Regions from separate parts of the Homo sapiens genome. Here region 2 is linked to region 1. Evidence: read pairs that join two places in POLR2A ChIA-PET (ENCODE). Cell type or tissue: MCF 10A. All regions are shown on one strand. Each heading gives the region's core, and the rest is flanking DNA. Links, peaks and the distances in the headings are about the cores only.

The links. Peaks named below come from ENCODE experiments on the same cell type or tissue, not always from the same donor. Only the 100,000 strongest peaks of a DNase experiment are listed, where the experiment ranks them.
Region 2: POLR2A ChIA-PET joins it to region 1 with 5 read pairs; 1 of 35 experiments calls an interaction of 5 or more read pairs at or near these places.

What each region holds. Positions count from the first base shown.
Region 1 is chr11:77,018,634-77,021,545 of GRCh38, reverse strand. It overlaps ACER3 (alkaline ceramidase 3), which reads right to left. Exons shown (of 11, transcript NM_018367.7): 10 at 1,770-1,815; 11 at 1-1,272. The coding sequence ends at 1,219. All of the region lies in intron 1 of ACER3-AS1 (ACER antisense RNA 1), which reads left to right. Among named protein-coding and RNA genes, the nearest start is that of B3GNT6, 14 kb to the left of the region's middle. In MCF 10A, for the core only: no CTCF peak of the experiment used is centred there; a DNase peak (open chromatin) is centred at 1,145.
Region 2 is chr11:77,089,857-77,092,768 of GRCh38, reverse strand. The region is part of intron 2 of CAPN5 (calpain 5); the gene reads right to left. Among named protein-coding and RNA genes, the nearest start is that of OMP, 12 kb to the left of the region's middle. In MCF 10A, for the core only: a CTCF peak has its summit at 1,419 (motif pointing right); a DNase peak (open chromatin) is centred at 1,428.

The sequences.
Region 1 (2,912 bases), core at 151-2,650:
CAGAGGGGTCAAATCAGATTTTTACTCCAGGCAGGTGTTAAGTTTGTGAAAAGTGATGCAATTTGTTATACATTCAAATGCAAATTAGAACTAGCTGCCTTACGATGAGATTTCACTGTCATTTTTTTAGCACCCTAATTTTTGTCGGTTCTGTAGGTTTCAAGTAGCAGAAACTTACATCTATTTCCTTCAGAAAATTAAGGAGCAGATATTTTAATATGCTTTATGTAAATAGGATTCTGATAATTTTAGCTTTAGTTAATGCAACACACTTCCCTGGGCACAACCATGACCTCTCTGAGAACTGGAAAATACTGCATAATTTTAAAAATCAGAGTGTAATGACATTCCCTGACAACTTCAAATAAGTTATGTGAGGAGGATGAACTATGGGTAGTCTAGACCACCAGTCATATTTGTCTAGCCGTAGAAACAGTGACAACTTAAAGATCTGCAAAGATCAGAGCAGAGCTGGCTGAAGGTGCAGCATTCTATACATGTCCTCATGGAGCTTCAGAAAGGTTATAAGATGACCCACTCATTCTGGTTGGCTGTGGCCATAGACAGACACCATAAATCCTGGGATGTGGTCAAGTACTGAACTGGGGGCAGGTCTGAGCTTGCTTATGATCCTCCGACTAGCCCTGGAACAGATAGTGAAGAACTACACAGAATCCCACAGCTAGCTCTCTCTCTTTCTCTCTCTTTTTTTACCTTTGAGAACCATCCATGAGATTAATACAATATTAATCAAATCTGACACAGCTGAGTGCTGGCTCACAGCTAACTATCTGGATATGGGGTTTTGTTGGCTCTTAGCTGACTGCATTATTTAATCAAATATTAAGAAAGGTATAATTCACATGCAACCCTTGGCAAAAAGAAAAGAAGGTTAATTTCTTATAACCAGCACAAACTGTTAACCTGTTAAGAAAAGCCCAACTGTTTCTGCATTTGAGGCATACACACACATCATCTCTGTTTCTTTATAAACTGGAGCGTGAAAGGAGGAGGGGGACAAATAAGATAAAGCCATGAGCTAAACACCCAGCAGGCCCTACTCCTTATTCTCTGTGTGGGTGGCAGCATTAGTCAGAAAGTCACTCCTCTGCTGTGATGGTCATGACATATTTGAACTTGTAGATCTTTAAGGATTTCCTTATTTATTCTGCCAGGTCTATGGTAGGTGCTTGTTTGTTTTCTTGGTGGAATGATTCATCAATGCTTCCTGAGAGGCTCAAACAGGATCACTGGCCAGATTCCAAAGAGAAACTGTTTGGGGACAAATTAGGACAAAATGAGAAAAGACAGAATTGTTCCATGTTATCCCTGAAAAAGAATGAGAAAGAATCCATGGGGCTATGACTATACGTAGGTTTGCTAGTGATTGTCCTGGTATTAGCAGCCTGAGCACAGTTTATTCCTTCTAGACTTGGACCAGATATCAGAGAGTATTTTTATTGAGTTTATTTACATTTATTAAGCTTTGACTTTGTCAAGCATGGAGCTGGGCATATAAATTATCTCTGATCTTTAAAATAACTCTGCAATGTAGTTATTAGCAGCTTAATTTTATTGTTGAAGAAACTAAGGCTTAAAGAGATTTGTCCAAGAACATGCAGTAGTAAATGAAAGATTCACAGCCTTTGGTTCCAAAGCCTGTGTTTGCTCCACTACCTCTCCAAACTCCCCTTTCTTCTTCCACCTCCATCCTATACTCCCAGTACCATACCCCCAACACACACACAGGACCTAGGAAGTGGACTTACCTTCACTTTTGGCCTATATCTCAGGTAAAGTGTTCTTGTATACAAACTGAAAGAAAAGTGGGAGGGGGAAAGCTTTTCAGATTCATTTTGAATTCATGCAAACTGGCGTACTGACAAACGTAACCATAGTGCTTCTGCATGTACGAAGCAAAAACAACATGAGTATATGCTTCATTTGTTCAGCAACTGTTTTTTTTTTGAGCATCTACTCAAAATATTCAGTAAACCATGCTGTAAATGGATGTGCTGTAATCTAGGCTTTGTTGTTCCATTTTATAGAGCACAAGCAGAGTATATTTAGCATAATTCTTTTTTTTTGAGATGGAGTCTTGCTCTGTCACCCAGGCTGGAGTGCAGTGGCGCAATCTCGGCTCACTGCAACCTCCGCCTCCCAGGTTCAAGCAATTCTCCTGCCTCAGCCTCCTGAGTACCTGGGATTACAGGCGCCTGCCACAACGCCCAGATAATTTTTGTATTTTTAATAGAGACGGGGTTTCACCATGTTGGTCAGGCTGGTCTCGAACCCCAGACCTTGTGATCCACCCGCCTCGGCCTCCCAAAGTGCTGGGATTACAGGCGTGAGCCACCGCGCCCGGCCACATTTAGCATAATTCTTAAGGGCCATAGGACTTTCAAAATAGAAAATGAGCACTGACTTCAACTTAAGGTCATCAGCTACATTAACTCCAAACAAGAGCGTCACAACCTGTCCTTTGAAGCTTTGAAGCCACGCATTGACTTCTCTTCTCTAGCTATGAAAATCCTAGATGGTATCTTCTTCCAATAGAAGGCTGTTTCATCTACACTGAAACTCTGTTGTTTAGTGTAACCACTTTCATCAATAATCTCAGCTAGATCTTCTGGATAACTTGCTGCAGCTTCACCTTGCACTTTTATGTTATGGAGATGGCTTTTTTCCTTAAGCCTCATGAACCAACCTCTGCTAGCTTCAAACTTTTCTTCTGCAGCTTCCTCACTTCTGTCAGCCTTCACAGAACTGAAGTGAGTTGGGGCCTTGATCTGGATTAGGCCTTGGCTTAAGGCAATGTTGTGGTTGGTCTGATCTTTTATCCAGACTACTAGAAATTTCTACACATCAGAAATAAGGCTGTGTCACTTTCACTATTCGTGTGTTCTCTGGAG
Region 2 (2,912 bases), core at 188-2,687, 71 kb before region 1:
TCTCAAACTCCTGATCTGCTGGCCTCGGCCTCCCAAAGTGCTGGAATTACAGGCATAAGCCACTGCGCCCAGCCTCCATTTTTATTTTCTACAGAGACTGGTGGGCACGGCCCAAGAGGCTGCTCCATGAGACGCAGCCAGGGAATCCGGCCAGGGCAGCCGCTGACCCGGGAATGATCCATGAGCAACTGGCTGCTCTCAGGCTCAGCCCTTCCTAATTTCTGGAAGCCCCTTGCTCTGCCTGCCAAGAGAGAGGCAGCCCAGGGGGGCTCCAGTACCAGGTGCCCTCTGCACCTGACCCTGCCCAAGGAGCTCTGGCCTGGGCTTTCCACCTCTTCTTGCTGTGGGGGTATTTTCCTTAAAAGCCCCCTGAGGCAGTGCTGTGAAAGGGAAAAGCATGGGCTTTGGCTTCAGACTGGAGACTGAATTCCAGCTCCTCAATCGGCAATCTGGCGAGCTCTCTGAGCCTCGGCTTTCTGATTTATATAATAGAAACAACAATTTCTTTATGTTGTTGGATTTTGGGGTTTTTTGTTTTTGTTTTTGTCTTTTTGAGGCATGGTCTCGTCTGTCACCCAAACTGGAGTGCAGTCACAATCACAGCTCACTGCAGCCTCAACCTCCTAGGCTCAAGCGATCCTCTGGCCTAAGCCTCACGAATAGCTGGGACCGTAGGCCCACACACCACACTCAGCTAACTCTTAAATTTTTTGTAGAGATGAGGTCTCACTATGTTGCCCAGGCTGGTCTCAAACTCCTGAGCTCAAGCAATCTTCCCGCCTCAGCCTCCCAAAGTGCTGGGATGACAGGCTTGAGCCAATGTGCATGGCCAATAATTTCTACTTTGCGAGGAGGAATCAGTGTATGTAAAGTATCAAGCCCAGGGCCTGACCCAAAGCGAATGAAAGTCTCCTTCAATTTTCAGGTGCTAGGAAGCTATGCCCAGACCTCTATGGGTGGCTCCAGCACCAAGAGATGCAACCAGGAAGGGTCAGCTCACCCTGTGTTCCCTCAGCTGTAATCATCCCTCCCCAAGGCCTGAGCTGGGGGTGGGGCCTGGCCTGATCCCTAGCCCTGGCCCAGGGAACAGAGCAGGCCCCTCTTCCTCTCCCATCGCCTCACTGAGCTGAGGAAGCCACTGCTCCCCAGTGGCTGTGGGTATGGTGGAGGGTGGGGACAGGCAAACACTGAGACATGCCTTTCATGTACCAGGCATCCTGCTGACACCACAATCCATCCTCACCAAGGCACTGAGAAGTGGGCAATATCCCCTTTTACAGATAAGGAAACTGAGGCCCAGGGAGGTGTAATACCATGTCCCCGCCACACAGCATGGGCAGATGGCAGCAGCCCTCTGCCTGCCTCCACTCCAGCAGGCGCTCCTGAGCTAGTTCCATCCCAAGAGCTTCTGCGGTCCTACCACAGGCGGCCAGCAGAGGGTGGCAGAGGCAGGAAGACCGAATTTGAATGTCTGCTCCCTGCTGTGCAACTTTGGGCCTCACCTGTGCAGAGGAGATAAATGGTCATCCCAGCAGGGCTGTGTAGGGACTCTACAGATCGTGGAGCAGAGCAGTTGCAAGGGAGAATGGGGAAGAGGGCTCCTAGTTCCCACCAAGATGGGGACCCTGCTGTCCCCTCTGCCCGGAAGAACCAGAGTTTTAGAGGGTCAGAGAAAGGGCTAGAATTCCCCCAAGGGCATGAGCAGCTCCTGAGACCTGGCCCCTCCTTCCAGTTGGCACTACAGGGTGCACCACGGCCAACCTGCACGGCGGCTTCTGCAGAGCACAGGTCTAGGAAACCCAGTGAGGCCGCCTGGTCTCATCCATCCCCAACGGCACCCCGTCAGGAAGCACAGGCAGGAAGAAGGGACTTTCCCTCTCCTCCCCGCTGCCCTCCTGTCTTCCCTCCCAGCCCTGGACCACACCCCACATCCAGCCCATCCTCTGACCCAGAGGGAGCTATGACTTAGCATCTGTTCCCTGAGGCCAGGAGGGCAGGCAAGACCGGGAAGGGAGAGGGGCTTCCATATACGGAGGACCCCAGCCACATCATGCCATGGAAAGAGAAACAGCTACCACCTGGCATCACCAGGGTTTACAGCAGGAAGTGACTCAGGTGTCCCTCCACTTCAGATCCTCCCAGCCAGTGTCCTAAGACAGACACACAACTGCCCCATCCCAGAGAGGAGGAGGCTGAGCCCAGGACAGCGCAGTGATGTCCAAGGTGACAAGGCAAGTAAGTGGACGGATCCGATGGGATGCCCTAGGTCTGCTGGGCTCCCAACCAGGGTCTCCCAACACTAAGCACCACAGCTGGGGCAGACCCGAGGTGCAGATCCAACCAGATCTGGGCCCCAGATCAGGGCTCTGGCCCCAGACACTTCTCCAGTCCTTGAGAGACAGACCGAGCTTGGGAGTCACGATTCCCAGATTCCATCACCCTGACTTGCTGTGGCAGAGCAGGAACCTGGGGGCAATCGTGCAGCCTGGGAAGGAGCAGACAGAGCGGAAGGCAGCCAGGCATGTTCCCACTGCCAGGAGAGGCTCAGGGTCACCAGCTCTAACCAACAGAAACCACCTGAGGTTGGTGGCACCTGGAGTCTGCTCTGGAATCCAGGGGCCACCTTGGGGCACCTGTAAAGGAACAATAATAGAAATATCTCACAATGACTGGGCACCTGCTATGTGGCAGGCACTGTGCAAAACAACCCTGTGAGATGGGCACTGTTGGCATCCCCTTTTTACGGATGAGGAAACCAAGGCACAGAAAGGTTAAGTCACTTGCCCAGGGCCACACAAGAAGAGGTGAAATGAGATTCAAATTCAGGCAGTCTGGCTGCAGTCTCCAGGTAGACTAGGTTTTTTGTTTGTTTGTTTGTTTTTGTTTGTTTTTTTTAGATGGGAGTCTTGCCC